Regions from separate parts of the Homo sapiens genome. Here region 2 is linked to region 1. Evidence: chromatin loops called from intact Hi-C (ENCODE). Cell type or tissue: B cell. All regions are shown on one strand.

Region 1 (8,000 bases):
GGTTTGGGCTCCCTAAATAATGTCTAGCTAAAACCTCTCTTATTACGTCCAGATGCAATTCATTTTTTTCTGATATACAGAACACTGGAAATGTATCAGCCTTTATTATTCCTCATCGAAATGAGTGCCTTTAGATTTCTAATTATATTGTCTAATAAAACTAAACAGTCAATGCTATTTGCATATTATATGAAGAAGTGTCATACAACAAACTCATAGCAGTCAATTAACATAAAAGCTAATTATATATCTCATCAGCTTACAAGAGTTTCTGAATTCATGCTTCCCCTGTTGTAGCCTAGAGCAAAGGAGCTTTGAATTTTCACTTCTAAATATTGACTTTTAACTAATATCAGCAGTGATTTCAATTTTTATGGATGAAAAGTTAGTGATTAAACTAGATGCAATATTGCTACAATGCAATTAAAATTTTACATTAACTAAACCTCTAGAAAGAAAATCTTTGCTACAATGTGAAATTAATTATCAGTCACTAAACAGGTTAAGTACTGGTTTCATATCTGAAGGACACTCCAAAATAACGATAAAGATGAGTGAAATTTATTGGAGGTTGTCAGACTGTAATGGGAGAGACAGATATACCACAACGACAGTTTCCACTGTAACATAATTGTATTCCTGCTGATTGTGACAGCTATCAAGCAAGAAATTTACTACAAGATTAACAGAGACACAGTAATGAACAAACATGGAGGCATGCTGTAATTGGCCGTTATTAAAGTGTTATCATAGAGGTCTGTAATAAACTCCCTAGCTCTTCTCTTCTGGAGAAGCCAAAGCCAGAACTTTCAAGTACTTCTTTCCACTCTAAAGTAGGGCTATGGGTATCTCCCCACCCCCATTCCATTGCTCACACAACAAGCACAGGGTCAGAAGAAACGTAAAGGGGGAGAAATAGGCACTGCATTTAGGAAGTATGATTAAGAGTTATAGGTGGGGTTCAAATCTGGGAAAAGTTAGGATTGACTTGGAGTGCTTGGGTACTCTAAGATAGCAATGAAATTATCATGGATCATTTTTCTACTTATAACTTGTACCAAACAAGTCCATATGTAAAAGCAATGGCAGATAAGAAAACTGTGCCAGTGCGTGGGTTTTCTCTGGCTACACAGGCCTTCTCATTCATATTTTAATGAGGTTAGTATCTCTGAGACAGTCCTTGGAGGGCAGAGGCAAGGCTCCCTAAGATTACAATAGGAGGTGCTTTATTGACAAGTACTATTCAAAATCTTCACAGTATAGAAAGACTTCGTTTTATTCCACTTGTCCCAATCCTTATTGGCCTCTTATAATCAAAACACTTTGAGGGGGAAAAAAAAGCCCAGTTATTCTGTGAACAGTCTTTAAATGTACTGAACGTAGTTCAGCTACTTAGAATCATTTTAAACTCTAATCATGTACATTTGAATAAATGTATAAAGAGCTGTAATGCATAAGTATCTTTTTCTTAAATACTTTCTCAAAAAAATTGATGCTTTGGGATTTCAGGATCAAAATTTTTCTTAATCTTCTGCAAAAATGAACTCCACTCGTCTCATGCTGGCTGTTTTCCCTTTCCTGTTTTTAACGAACATCGTAAGGTAGTGTCTCCGAGCTAGCTGCCAGCAAACATTTTCTACTTTTAAAGAATGTTTACTCTAAAGGGCTAGCGAATCACATCAAAAAGCCAGTCAGCCTTCATAGACTGACAAAATTGTAGAAATTCACACGTTTGTACCTTGCCATAACATATTTGTGTTAAAATAGGCAAAACAGTAGCATATTCAAACATGTCAAATTACACTTTCAAAATAAAAACAATCCACTGGTAGGTAGAAAGTTTTAACATGGGGAACTGTTTCCAAAAGGTGCAACCTAGGAAATAAATCAAGTGGCCCACAGAAGTAAGTTGTGGAAGGCCTTCCACACACAAACATTACAATTTTGCTCAAAACTTATATGCTCAGCAACTTTTGCAAATAGCTCACAATGTTCTGTGAATTGAAAAATTAGTTTTCAGCGTGGCCTCTACTCAACATGAATTAAGTGGTGTATTAGGATGGAATTTGGTGTTCTAATGGAAGGAAGGCCTAAGTTTCTGAAAGCCCCCAGCGATCAGACCCTGGTTCCTCCTGGCTCTGTCCCCATCCCCCCAAGTATCAAGTATGTTTACTTTTCAGATGGGAAACGAGAGTGGGGGAGGGAGGAAGGAAAGGAGAGAGAGAATGAATTTCTTGATTACAGTTAGATATTTTTAAATGACAGCGTCTACTCTTCACTTTCAAGTAAAATGCTACTCTGTTGACATCCAGAAACTACTATGAATATATTGTATATGTATCAGCTAAGGAAATAATACCTAAAATACATGCATCACAGAAAAAGAAAACCTCCGTAATCTTTCCGCTAATGATCTGTCTTGATTAAATTACATTTTAAAATCTGCCTCTGCATTTTATAGTTTTTCCAGTGATTAATACGTGTTTAATTATTTGTTTCTGTAAATTAATAAAACAGATTTTCAGTTTTGTTTGTTAATCTACGTATTCTTTGCATGTTTTACAACTTAATGAAAATTAATGAACGGCATAATTAAAGCGTAAGTAGAACGCTACTTGTGTTTGAAATGTGCACTTTGAGCCACTTAGGCTGCAGTTTTTGACTGTAGACATTTTTAGCGATTAAAACATTCATGAGTTTTAAAAGCGTGGTATTTGAGTGATTAGATACGTGTGGTGGTATATTCTATTAAATAGTCCATAAGCTATTTAACTTCCGATTCGAGTGCCTGGGCCTTGAGAGCAGCTCAAAATCAAGCTCCAGCCGAGTCGTGGGGGAGAAGGAGGGATGTTACCTGTGCACAGGGGAGGCGCAGCTGATAGTTAATCGGCGGCGGTATTTCTCTGACGCGTCCTCTTCCCAAGTTTCTTTTAGAATGTTTTGACAAAGTGGCTTCCTTATTGAAACGGGGGGCGCCGGTGGCGATGCTGGGTGGTTTGTAATGGAACCTGGGTCTCAAGAACACAAGCGCACCCTCCGCCCGCGCTTTCAAGGGGACGCCGCCGCGCCGCTGATGAGATTTGTGGCCAGATGGCGGTGAAGCGCGGAGACCCTTTGTGCGCCCCGAGCGCGCCTGTGAATGTAGCGCGGCCGCTGGCACCGGAAGGGTTCATACTGCGCCTGAAAGGGGACAATGGAGGCTGGATAGATCAACACTGCAGAAATCGAGTTCATTTGTGATTCAGCCCCTTTCACTGCGGTTGTCATGCAAACTTCCTACTTTGATCAGCAGAGGGTGGAGAGGGAAAAAGCCCGCAAAGGCCCGGGCTGCGGCGCGGTCCGGCGCCCTTGGCGGCTCCACGCCCCCTTCCGGAAGGAGCCGCGGGGACGCCGCATCCTGCACCTTGACCTGTCTAGACGGCCCCGAACGTTTTGTCTCCGTTACCAAGGGCGAGGGGTGCTCTTTGACCCGCGCCCGGGGCGGAGGTGGTGGCCAAAGGGTCCAGCTGAATCCTCGCCGAATTCCGGAGGGAGAGGGGCGCGCGGGGACGTGCACCAGCTGTTCCCAAAGAAAGCAGCCGAGGAGCCCGCCTGGGAGATGGGGCGCCCGTCCGTGAGCCCCTTCCTCTCCCAGCCCCACGTCCACCCCAGCCCGGGCCATCGCGCGGCTGCAGCGTGGGGGACGCGCAGCCAAGGGCAGCCCCGGGGAGGGCCAGACTTTGGGCCTCCCCAACTTCTCCCCGACTAAGGGGATCTGAAGCCAGCTGAGCGCGCGCTCTCTCTCTCGCTCTCTCTCCCTCCCTCTCTCTGTCTCTCCCTCCTTTCCCTCTCTCTGTCTCTCTCCCCCTCCTCTCTCTCTCCTCTCTCTGTCTGACAAGTAGATGGATAATAACTGCCATTTTCTATGCGTCATGCTTTTTGCTACATGCTCAGTGATTTCTAAACATGATTCTATGTAGAGGTATAGTTTCTAGTTTGAATGTATTTTTTTTCTGGCCACTTTGAAATATATGCACTTTTAAAAAACTGGAATTTACGCTAGCCCCGTAATGATGTAAAGCAGGTCGTTGTTACATTGTAATAACAATCTGCGGTACCGTCTTCTGGGCCCGTGCTAGGGAAGTGGCACACGTTTGCATTCAGGGAGAGTGTGGCGTTTCCATGTGGACTCGCCGGAAGGTCTTTGAAGTAACATTAACATTAAGACAAGTTTCCTCGCCCTGTCTTTCTTCTTAGATCCCCCTAGCTCAGTCGGAGGCGTTCCTAACGGATCTTTTGGAGAAAGTCTGTGAGCGAATGAACGACTACAAGCTTGAGGAAGACCCTGTGACGAAGGAGAGAACTTTCAAGAGATTCGCTCCTAGGAAAGGAGACAAAATATACCAAGAATTTAAAAAATTGTATTTTTATTCTGATGCTTACAGACCTTTGAAATTTGCGGTAAGCTCTCTTCCTTGCAGATGAATCGTATGATCCAGAAACGTGTTTTTGGAACTCTTTTTTGTTGTTTTCTACTCTTGTTGTGGTTGAGTTTCAAGACATGGAACATCAAAATGCACATTAAAATGTCATCTGCTGACTTTGTTGTCTTGCTGCTTAAGTGCTCACCATGCGTTTAGTAACTTGACTTTTGAGACACCTAAGGGGTTGTGGCAATTTATGGTGATCAATGGACACGTCTCAGTGATACTTTACGGAAGGTGCTGTGCACAAGTCCCGGGGACTTTAAGACAGTTTTGCAGAACGTTTTGCTTAAACCATTTTGCTCGTGTGGGGACTCCAGAGTGGTCTTAGTCAGTGCTGGTGCAAGGAAGGTCTCTCACAGGTTTCCACATAAGGAATCAGGGGCTGTGGTTTCTAGGTTAAAAGCCAAATTAAAACGAATGCCGCTTTCAAATATCTACAGCCAAATGACAGAGGGAGAGTGATGCAACCACCTCTTTTTTTCTAAGGCTTGACAGAGGAGGGAGAATTGTATCCTGAGTTAATTCGAATATTCTAGCCCAAACTAAGTTAAACAAAGGCTTAGGTATGATAGTTAGCCTGATGCCAAATTTCCTTCCAGTGTAATGTTGATTTTTTGTGAATGCTAGTCTCTGGCTTGCTAGAATATGCTTGGCAAAATACGTTGCAATATTTTTCACTTTAGTCAATGCTGTTGAATCAGACAAAGTGATGGGCAGTCCTGTTTTAAAAAATGTATTAAGTTCACACATTGGCCAAAATACCAGGCCTGCTGAAACCTTGAAATAAGGGCTTTAGCCGATTTTTAAAGATTTTATTTTAACTAGAAAGTAAAGGCAATAATCAGGGTTAAAAGTACTACAGAATAAGAATGACAATGAATACGTGTGTTTGTATTTCACAGGTTTTAAATAGGCACATTAGAGTCGAATTTAAATCTTTTAAAATGCCATTAAACATTTTTAGAGTCTTGCTTAATGAACTCAGAAAATGATTTACAAGTCTCTGGTGAATACCACTAGGTAACTTCACAGCTCCCGAAAGTATAACCTGGTAGTTCCTTAACAAAGAAACATACTTCAGTTAGAATTTAAGATTTTCAAATGCAGGGGTGTATTTGAGCACCCTCTTCTCTGAAAGGTCAGGTATTTTTTTTTAAGTGAAGTGAAATGTTGGATGGATCTCTAAACAGCATGAAAAGACACCTCCCGAAGTAACTGTCAAGGGTGTTCTCCACAGTGAAATTGAAGATGCGTTTGTTTTGATTGCTGAGAAGGCTTAATTGTTTTCACACTTTCAAGCCACAAAATGGATTATTATGTTAAATCACAAGGAAACTGGTTTAATCATTTCGGGGAGCTGTGGTCTTCTTTTTTTTTTTTTTTTTTTTTTTTTTTTAGTTTAAAAACCGTTGGACTTTTCAGCTCCTTCGATAGGAGGTCCATTTCTTCCTATGACTTCCAGTCCGATTTAAGGAAGCGAAACATGCAAAGAGATGTTCCTTCCTCAGGCTCCCATGTCTTCCAACACAACTCATCATTTACTTAAGCCCCAGGAAAATGATGCAATTAACATTCTGGGAAGAGGGTTAATCCAATGCAATGATGTATTAAACCAAAAGGGCGAATAAAAATGGACCACCTTGGTTACATGATTTCCTATGTTTAGCTAATAAATTGTTGCAAAGTCCTTCCTAACAAAGTGCCCCGCCAGTGTGCGTCTATCCACATATGTTGTTATTATGTTTCTACAGTGTGAAACTATAATAGAAGAGTATGAAGATGAAATATCCTCACTTATCGCCCAGGAGACACACTATCTAGCTGACAAGCTGTGCAGTGAAAAATCAGGTACTGTGTCTGATGTAACATGTGCTCGCTGCTCGCACACCCTCTCTCTCTCACTCAGCCTTGCAGCGTCTTGTTTGCAGACCGAGCCTCGCTGCCTCTGCGATCCACGGCTCTGACACAGGATCCCCCGTCTCCGCTGAATCAGAAACGACAGCATGTGAGAGAAAACAGATAAACAGAAACCACAGGGCTGTGTGGCCTTCCTCTTTGTACTTTCTTTCCTCTATATATTAAGTGAATTCAAACATTCTTGATTTCCAGTTAAGGAGAAAATTCTTGTTCAGAATTAGAAGACTCCAAAGCACTTTCTTTTTAAAAACTTTGAGAGAGAGGATTTTTCCATCCTGGACCAGGGAAGGAGACCCTCACTTCATGGCTTGAGTATCTGCTACAGCAGCAGAAGGTGCGATTTTTATTTTGTAAGAACTTTCTAAAGTTTTTTTGTTTGTTTGTTTGTTTGTTTGTTTGGGGGGATGCTGGATTTTTTTCCAGGTTCCATTCCTGTATCTACTTCTTAAAAAAAATTTTTTTCTGGCTCAGAGGGTGGAAAATAATAGTTAATTCTTAAGCATATACACACACTCAGAAGCTGGAAAAAATGAGCAGAATTTTATTTATAATATACAAAGTTGAAAGCGATGGTCACTGACTCTCCGCTCTGTTGGCTGTACGTAGACCTTCTAGTCCCCTAACTTGGATGCTTGTTTAATACATTTATAAGAATGGAGTACACAGTTGTGCATTCTTTTGGATATCTTTGGGAAGAAATGAGTGAGTAGATATGAAGACAATGATTTAAAGCCAGTGGGGTACTTTTAAACAATGTGGAAGTTTGAGACAATTAGCATTCAGCAGTTGTTTACAATAAAGTATATAATACACCTACATCCATTATATCAAATGTAGTGCCAAAGTCCTTAAAATAACAGCTACTGAACATTTGTAGATAAATATTCATGTCATCAAAAGTTATTAAACAAGAAGTACACAAATCTCCCATTAACAGAACAGGTAAAGTTTTGTTTTTTTTGTTTTTGGTTTTGTTTTTGTCTTTTTTGCTTATACTCTGAGTAGATAATTGGGTTGTTTCTGTTTAAAATCCAGTTTTAATGAAGCTTGCAAAAGAATACAGTGAGACGACGTAGTCAGGATTATTCAGGCATTTGGGGTATTTTTCTTTGATGTGGGAGATATACTATAGAAATGTGTGATGTCCATGACCACAACTTCCCACAGGAAATGTTTTTAAAGTGTTTCAAACAATTCAGAGATGTATGTAGGCATTCAGATAGAAGCAAAAATGTGATGAACAATATTTGAAATATTAATTTCCCTATTTTTTCCTCATAAAGGACGTGGTCTATGACAAACGCAGATCCACTGCTACATGGGCCCTCTCTCAGATGCTCCAGGAGGACTAGAGAGGGTTCCAGTAACTAGTCCCAGCAGTAGTCACCCCGAATAATAAGATCCTGGGGAAAGACTGCTCCCAAGTTTGTCAATTTGACTTAATTTCAATAATCTTAACTACCTTTCTTCATTCCTTCTGCATATTTATAATTGGAATAAAACTTAACACTAACCTTGAGAAAATGCAAGCTGAAAGAATAAACCTAAGATAGGTGCAATTTTGCAAGTATAAAATGAAACCTGATGAGATAATTCTTAATTGGCATTTGATTTTTA
Region 2 (8,000 bases), 140 kb after region 1:
GAAGCTTCCTTTCCATCTCTGGTGGCCTGCTCACCAAAGACCCTCTGGTCCCGTCAACTTGGTGTTAACTCTTGGGTGTAAATGCCTTTGAGAAAATACCCACTGCACCTCCTACAGTGAATCCCACTGCTCACACAGGGTTTGTATGAAGTCTGCCCTTTATGGGCCATCTACACATCTCCTGTATAAGATACAGAAGGTGAGTCTACAGTCGTACATAGGAAGAGCGACCTAGGATTTAGTGGGCCAAATACAACCACGAAACGTCGCCTGGCAGCCTGATTCCACAAACGCTGTAACCTTCCTCCTCCCTCCTGTGGGGACTAGGAAAGAAAAGAGAAAGAGAGGCACAGCCTCTGGTCTCGGAGGTAGGCAGGAATGGAGGGGTTTCTAAGGGCAGGTCATCTCCTTTCAACAAACTCAGAGATTTGGCAAGTCACCAGGTAATTCTTTCAACCACAAAATCCGCAGGCAACACAATTTAAAATCTCTTGGCAGAGACTTCCGGAAGTGCTTCCTCCCTTCTTTCTCTGGAGCTCCAGCTGCAGGACCACCGTGAGGAAGCTGTCACCGCCGCTAAGGCTGGCTGCCCTCTCTGGGAGTTGCACTTCCTTCCTCCGGTCCCTAATCTGAGGACTGCTGGATTGCAGACTTGGCAAGTCCAGTGTGTACCTACTGTTACCCCACTGGAGTCCTGATGTGGCGGGAGGCCTGGTGGAAGGGACAGGGGGTATTTTCCCTTTTAATTTATTCAATGTTTTGTCTTAAAAACAGAGGGAGGGTAGGCAGCGATCTTACCTGTTATTAACTTTCCACCCCCGCTGCCATCCCCTTAGCTAGAAGAGCCACTGGTTTTTATTTTTGTTTTTATCTTAATGACCTTTCCTACTTCCCCTCCCCTACACTGTTTGAAACCCCGCTGTGGGGTTTGACTGACCCGACCTAGGGTGCTGCCCTCACGTGGACGCCGGCCCTGGGCGTGTCGCGTGTGCGCGGGGACGGCTGTGCGCGCGTCTCTGGACGAGACCAATTTCTCCATCGCGCAGCCATCCCCGCGGACGACGTTTGAAAGGCGGACTGAGGGTGGAGGAGGTCGCGGGGAAAGCGGACCGAAGGGAAAGAAAAATCAGAAAGACCATTAGGATCTGTCCGGGTGCCTGAACTCTTCCTCCTTCCCTAAAGGACCCTACCAAGCCGGTGGCGGCGAGGACGCAAACACCATTGAGGGGGCTTCCGTGGGTCCGCGGTCTCGCGCTCCGCCGTGCAGAACGAACTGTTAGTGGGCGCTACTGATCGCGCCGCGCTCGCGGCCTCGCCCCATTCACACGGCCCCGCGTAATGAATTCGTCCATTTAAATACATTACAGGAATATTGGAGATTGCGGAGGACGTGACACTTGACCCTGCAACCCGAACCCCGCAGGGGCAGCCGCCGCCTTGCAAAGTAGCAGTCCCCGAGCAGCGCCGCGCGGCGGTGGCCGGCCAAGCCCTCCGGGAGCTCTCCGGGTCCCCTTCCTCGCCCCCACCCCCGCCTTGCTCGCAGCTTGCCTCTGTCGACCCCTTCCCGCAGCCGCGTTTCAATCAAACTCACTGAGACGGCACCGAGCGGGCGCCGGGGACAAGAAACGCCTCGCCAGCGACAACGCGCGAACAAGCGGAGCCGCGGGCCCCGGCGCCTCCGCCCACACGCGCCCCGCGTGCTGAAACCCGCACCTGGCCCACGGGTAGCCGGAAAAGCCGGGTCCCGGCCCGCCCGCCGGGCCGCCCCTGCTCCCGCTCCCCCAGCTCCAAGCGCTGCGGCTCAGAAACCCACCCGCCCGGCCCAGCCCCCGCCGGAGCCCTGCACCTTGGGGAGCCGGAGGCTGGGGAGGGGACCAGAGAAGGGGAAGAAGGGGCATCGCCCTTCTTCCTACCCTGGGACAGCGCCTGGACTGGAGCTGGGTGCCGAGGAAACGACGGGAAGAGCTGACAGAGAGGCGGAGGGAGAAAAGAAAGGAAAAGAGGCAGAGACGAGGAAGGGAAGAAAGGGATCCGAAGTGACCCGCCCTCGGGCCTCCGCGCCGGTGATGCCCCGCGCCCAGGGCGAGGCCGTGCTTCGCGGGCATGAGAAGCCAGGAGGCAGCGGAGTGCGGGTCTGGGGCACCGGGGACATTGCCAAACATAATTGGGGTGCCAAACTGGGCTTCTTAATCTCGAAGCCAGGATGGGCGGGTGTGGCCGGGGGTGCGCGGGGTCAGCCAGCTTGGGGTGCTTTCCTTCGGGGCTCACACCGGCAGCGCGGACCGGCCGAGGCCGCTGGGACTGCAAGTCCGCCGCCTGCTTTTGTTCTGGGTTCTGCTGTAATTTAACATAAAACGCCTGTTAGAATCACTGCTGCCGAAACACGCGTTTCTCCTTGTTTTGCCACCAACTAACAGGATTAGGCAACAAGAGCGAGATTTCAAATTAACCATAAAAATGACAAATTGCAATTCATTTAGCTGCCCACTTACTACATTAAAAAACATAAATAAATGAATCTGCGTATTCAGAGGGTTGAACGGCCCGCAAGGAAGCGAAAGCGGTTGAACTCAGGCCTCCGGGTGGGAGTCAGGGCTGTGGCGCTGGCGAGAGCGGGCCGCCGCGGAATTCGCACCGTCTTCCAAGGGCCCGGAAAGAGGCAGCTTGGGTCATTCGAGGAACCGAGGAGGAGGGAGGAAGCTGCGAGGCCCGAGCATTTTTAGCACCTGAATTCTCCCTGCGGAGGGACTGTGTGGGGGAAGAAGGGTGGGGCGCGGAGGCAGGTCTAGAGGGGAGAGCGCTGGTTCCAGTTCGAGCTTGTCGGAAGGAAAGGCGAGAAAACTCAGCAAACGTGCTTTGCAAAATTCTGGGGAGGGGGTGATTCTCGTGTGGTGCCCCGTGTGTGAAGAATGAGACGCTGGCGAATTTTGCAGTGAGTTTGGAAGAGACCCTGGCTAAATTACTAATTCCAGTCCATCTGCAAGAGTACCCCCTTGCCTTTTTTGTTGTGTTTTGTTTTTAGGGAAGCAGCCCCTTCCCCTTGCGAAGCCGCGATGGGCTTAAAACCTCGTTTGTGCATTGAAGCTTTTCGAGATACGGATACTCAGAAACCTACAGATTTGTCTGAGCAGTGGACCTGGCGGGAGGCGTGGGTCAGGGTGGGTGAGCAGAGAGGGAATCCTCCCTCCTGGGGGAGGCGGATGTGGGCGGGAGTACTCGATCTTCCCCCTTGGCCAAGCATTACCCAGAGGGAAACACTGACCACGCTGCGCACTCACCAGTTTTATTTTTTGTTTTTAGTTCCAGAGTTTTCGTTCCTAAACCGGCTGGTCGCGGACCCACGCTTTAGTCTCCCTGCAGCGGGGACGAGGCCTCCCCAGGGGAGGTGGAGTTGCCCCCCGCAGCGCGCGGTCGGCAGGGGGCGCGCTGGGACACCCTGGCCGCGCCCACTCCGGCCCAGCCGGCCCCGCCTTAGGGCCGCGTGGGGGAAGCTCCAGCTTCTCTCCCTGGGGAGAAGCGGCCGCGCAAGTCGGCCTGAGCCCGCGGGCTTCTACCGGACAGCGTAAAACGTGGGCACCTGTCCGGGGACTTCCCTGAAATGGAGGAAAGCGCGCCCCCAGGGAGCGCGGGAGGCTACCAGGGAGCGCCGCAGCACCTGCATCCTGGGGCGGCGGGCGGGGGTGAGCCAGGGCGTAAGAACCCGAGCTGGCTCCGTAAAGTGTGTGCGCCCAGCTCCAGTTCAGGCGCTGTCCCAGGGTAGGAAGAAAGTGCGCGAGACGGCCCTGGTTGCATCCACGAAGCGCGCCCTACTTCTTTCCGGACACGCATTCTCCAGCACCCGGGGAGCTCCCCGCCGGCGCTCCTGCCCTAAACTCTCGGCCAAGCCCAAAGCCGGGCGTGCCTTCTCCCTAGAATGTTCTCGAGCAAATCCCGAACAAGTAGTCCGATTCCACCCCAGGCCTACACGGGTAATGCGGGTTAAGAAGGCAAGGGGCGAGAGGAGGTGGGAACAAGTCCAGGTGGGCGCCTAGGGGTGTCCAGGGCACCCTGCGTAACGCTGGCCGCGCGGTTCCGCTCGGCCTAACCTTTCTCGCCCTCCTGAACCTGCTCACGGCCGAGGCAGGTGGAGAGGGCGCCTTGCATCGGGAAGGCCGGGACGCAGACTTCCAGAAGCTCTGTGGGACCACGGGGCGGTTGCCTCACACGGGTGAGGTCTCGGCGCCTTTGTTGGCTCCCAGGAAACCGTGGGCAGGACGCCTGGATTGCCCCCATCTAGCTGTCCCAACCTGTGCTGCCTCTTTACCCCAGGGGAGAGGGGCACCCAGCCTGGACCCGTGCAGCGCGGTCCGCTCGCCTTGCAACAGGGAAAGAGGGGATGGAGCGGGTCACGAAGTTGTTTTCCTATTCTCCTGGCTGGATTCATCATTCTTGCACACCAAGCCAAAAAATGCAAAGGGAGTTTGTTCTTTCATTTTCCTCTGCCAATAACCGCCGATCAGACTGTTTCATTCCACTCCCCGCCCCACCTGCCCTGCGTTCCCAGGTACGGAAAGGACGAGAGGCCTTTGTTCGATCGACTGACAAGAAGGGACTGCTTGCCCAGCCAGGGTCCTCGCAGGTGGGATGGGGCTTCCTGCAGGCCTCTGCAGGTTTGCGGGCTGCTGAGCTAAACCCCTTGCAGAGGGGCCAGGGCCGTCCTTGGGTTGTGATGGTGTCCGATTGGACTCTTAAATGGTTCCTTTGAACCTTGAACCAGAATTCTTGCAGAATCCTGCAAACATACCCAGCCCTTGCAAAACAGGGCTTTAGGGTAGGAGTCGAGGGGTCTGGGGGTGGCCGTCTGAATACAGCATGAGTGGATTCCTAGCCATCACTTGGTGGGGAGCACAGTGTCTGGGGACAGGTGGAACTAGTAGCCACCCCTGTAACAATGACTAACTTTCAGGTGGGGCGCACAGTGTCTGGGGACAGGTGGAACTAGTAGCCACCCCTGTAACAATGACTAACTTTCAGGTGGGGCACACAGTGTCTGGGGACAGGTGGAACTAGTAGCCACCCCTGTAACAATGACTAACTTTCACGAGTGATTCCGGCAGGCCAAGTGTCTTTTCAGCATGTTTTGTGGGTGATTTTATTTTTATTTATTTATTATTATTATTTTTTGAGACAGAGTTTTGCTCTCGTTGCCCAGGCCGGAGTGCAATGGTGCTATCTTGGCTTACCACAACCTCCACCTTCCGGGTTCAAGCGATTCCCCTGCCTCAGCTTCCCAAGTAGCTGGGATTACAGGCATGAGCTACCATACCCAGCTAAATTTGTATTTTTAGTAGAGACGGGGTTTCTCCATGTTGGTCAGGCTGGTATTGAACTCCTGACCTCAGGTGATCCACCTGCCTCAGCCTCCCAAAGTGATGGGATTACAGGCATGAGCCATCGCGCCCGACCTGTTTTATTTATTTACTTTTTGAGATAGTCTCATTCTGTCTTCTAGGCCAGAGTGCAGTGACGCACTCATGGCTCTCTGCAGCCTCGACCTCCTGGGCTCAAGCAATCCTCCCACCTCAGCCTCCCGAGTAGGTAGGACTACAGGTGCACACCACCAATTGTTTAATTTTTGTAGAGACAGAGTCTCACTATGTTGCCCAGGCTGGTCTTGAACTCTTGACCTCAAAAGATCCTCCCTCCTCAGCCTCCCAGAGCATTGGGATGACAATCATGAGCCATCACAGCTGGCCTGTGGGTGATTTTATTTATTCCTCGAGATAGGTACATTTATTATCTCCATTTACATCTGAGGAAACTGAGGCACAAAGGGGCAAAATAACATTTCCAAGCCTGCTGACTGGTAAGTGGCCAGCATTTGACTGAGGAGGTCTGTCTCTAGAAACCCTGCCCCTGCTGCCCCTTCTGTGTCTGAGTGTGGCAGTCAGACCCCAGAGGGAATCCCACACCTGTAAAATAAAAACAATCAGCTGGCCCTGCTGACCTCGCTGGGGAGCGAAGCCCAGCCTAAAAAGGGATGAGTACCCTGAAAAGGTTCTGCTTGGGTGTGGCCGTGCAGGAAACGCTCCTGCTTTCTTGCCTGCCTGTCATCGATGACCCGAATAATCTCTGCACCAGATCTGTGTTTGTCTCTTCCCTGCTGTAGGTCGCTGTGGCCTTGCCCCTCAGAACAACAGAGCAATGGGCTGCGGCCAGGCAGCGCTCTGCGCTTTGATGAATTTTAAAGCGTTGGAGTGATCACAGGATGTCCGTCCGAGTTTCACAGTTAGCGAGCTGCTGAGCTGAGCCGAGCTGAGGGTTGGCAGGGTAGAGTCCTATGGGAGAAACACTGCTTGGATCACAGAGATTTCTGTGTATCAGGAACCAACAAATACTAAGTAAGCACTTGCTGTGGCTAAATGCTTACCACATCGGCTGAGTAGGGGGTGTGCAGATGGGGGAGTCCCACAGCCCCCAAAACCAGCTACAACATCCACGTTTTACTCAGACAAGGGGCCCTCAAGCACCACCTCATGCCGAAGTGCTGCTTCACGTGAATAGAGCTAGGATTCTAAGCCAAAAGGCCTTTCTAGAACTTTCTGCATGTACCAAAGAAGCTGCTTCCACCTCACTGCCTCCTTTCCACTGTTAGTGTTCTGCTGAGGCTTCTCTTGGGCTCTGCCTCTCCCTGCCCAACACCTGAGAAAGGCCTGATCAGTGCTGGAGGCACTGGGTGGCACCTCTCCTGCGGACGTGCTTCCCACGTAAGGCAGGTATAGGGAGACCTGCCTGTCTAGAAAGACATATGTTTACATGTCAGAGAGAAACACAACACCTGCACTCTCTAACCATTTCCTGAAAGACCCCTCTTGACACACCTTAGGGGCTTCAGGGCCACACTGCCTGGCACAGCTGGTTCCCAGTGTGGACCTGTCTCCACTGCCAGCCCCTGCCCCACCCTCTCCACCTGAGTCCTGATCCCTGGTGACCAAGAGAGGCTGTGCTGCTTCTGGCCTTCACAGTAAGCCAGATGGCCTGGGAAGCGAGACTCTCTCTGCCTCCCAGCACTCCAGGCTGCAGTTGCTGTTTCATCATCCATGGGTGTAAAACACCAAGCAAGTGACATGATACAGAATGACCTCCCTGTGCTGGCAGTGGCACCACAGAAACAGGAAGACTCAGAGCCAGAAGCTGCCTGCGCAGATTGCCATTATGGAGCCTGGGAAATCAAGTCCTAGAAAGATTATCTGTTTTTTTTTTTTTTTTTGAGATAGGAGCTTGCTCTGTCGCCCAGGCTGGAGTGCAGTGGTGTGATCACTGCTCACTGCAGCCTCTGCCTTCTGGGCTCAAGCAATCCTCTAGCTTCATCCTCCCAAGTAGCTGGGACTACAGGCATGCGCCGCCATGCTTGGCTAATTTTTTAAACTTCTTGTAGAGACAAGGTCTCACTATGTTGCCCTGGTTGGTCTTGAACTCCTTGGCTCCAGTGATCCGCCTGCCTCCAGTGATCCTCCCACCTCGGCCTCCCAAAGTGCTGGGATTACAGGCATGAGCCACTGTACCTGTCCTAGAAAGATTAAAGGATACCTCTACGTCTACCTCTACCTCTACCTCTACCTCTACCTCTACCTCTACCTCTACCTCTAACCTCTAACCTCTAACCTCTAACCTCTACCTCTACCTCTACCTCTACCTCTCCCCACGGTCTCCTTCCACGGTCTCCCTCTGATGCCGAGCCGAAGCTGGACTGTACTGCTGCGATCTCGGCTCACTGCAACCTCCCTGCCTGATTCTCCTGCCTCAGCCTGCCGAGTGCCTGTGATTGCAGGCACGCGCCGCCACGCCTGACTGGTTTTCGTTTTTTTTTGGTGGAGACGGGGTTTCGCTGTGTTGGCCGGGCTGGTCTCCAGCTCCTAACCGCGAGTGATCCGCCAGCCTCGGCCTTCCGAGGTGCTGGGATTGCAGACGGAGTCTCGTTCACTCAGTGCTCAATGGTGCCCAGGCTGGAGTGCAGCGGC

Evidence for each region. Peaks named below come from ENCODE experiments on the same cell type or tissue, not always from the same donor. Only the 100,000 strongest peaks of a DNase experiment are listed, where the experiment ranks them.
Region 2: a loop joins it to region 1, with 12 times the contacts of the local background. A loop is called at or near these places in 8 of 110 quality-filtered maps.

What each region holds. Positions count from the first base shown.
Region 1 is chr7:155,505,334-155,513,333 of GRCh38, reverse strand. CNPY1 (canopy FGF signaling regulator 1) reads left to right here. Exons shown (of 5, transcript NM_001393663.1): 3 at 4,237-4,440; 4 at 6,218-6,314. Among named protein-coding and RNA genes, the nearest start is that of CNPY1, 37 kb to the left of the region's middle. RefSeq lists enhancers at 2,813-3,658, 3,659-4,506 and a silencer at 6,368-6,417. In B cell, no CTCF peak of the experiment used is centred here; DNase peaks (open chromatin) are centred at 3,113, 3,793, 3,993, 4,233 and 1 weaker place; H3K4me3 peaks cover 735 bases; H3K27me3 peaks cover 5,124 bases.
Region 2 is chr7:155,368,119-155,376,118 of GRCh38, reverse strand. It overlaps LOC105375593 (a long non-coding RNA gene), which reads right to left. Exons shown (of 3, transcript XR_928236.4): 3 at 5,088-6,317. Among named protein-coding and RNA genes, the nearest start is that of BLACE, 4.2 kb to the right of the region's middle. RefSeq lists enhancers at 2,184-2,695, 3,720-4,231 and a silencer at 3,337-3,526. In B cell, CTCF peaks have their summits at 3,180 and 3,382 (motif pointing right); DNase peaks (open chromatin) are centred at 1,258, 2,018, 2,308, 3,628 and 3 weaker places; H3K4me3 peaks cover 3,151 bases; H3K27me3 peaks cover 5,844 bases.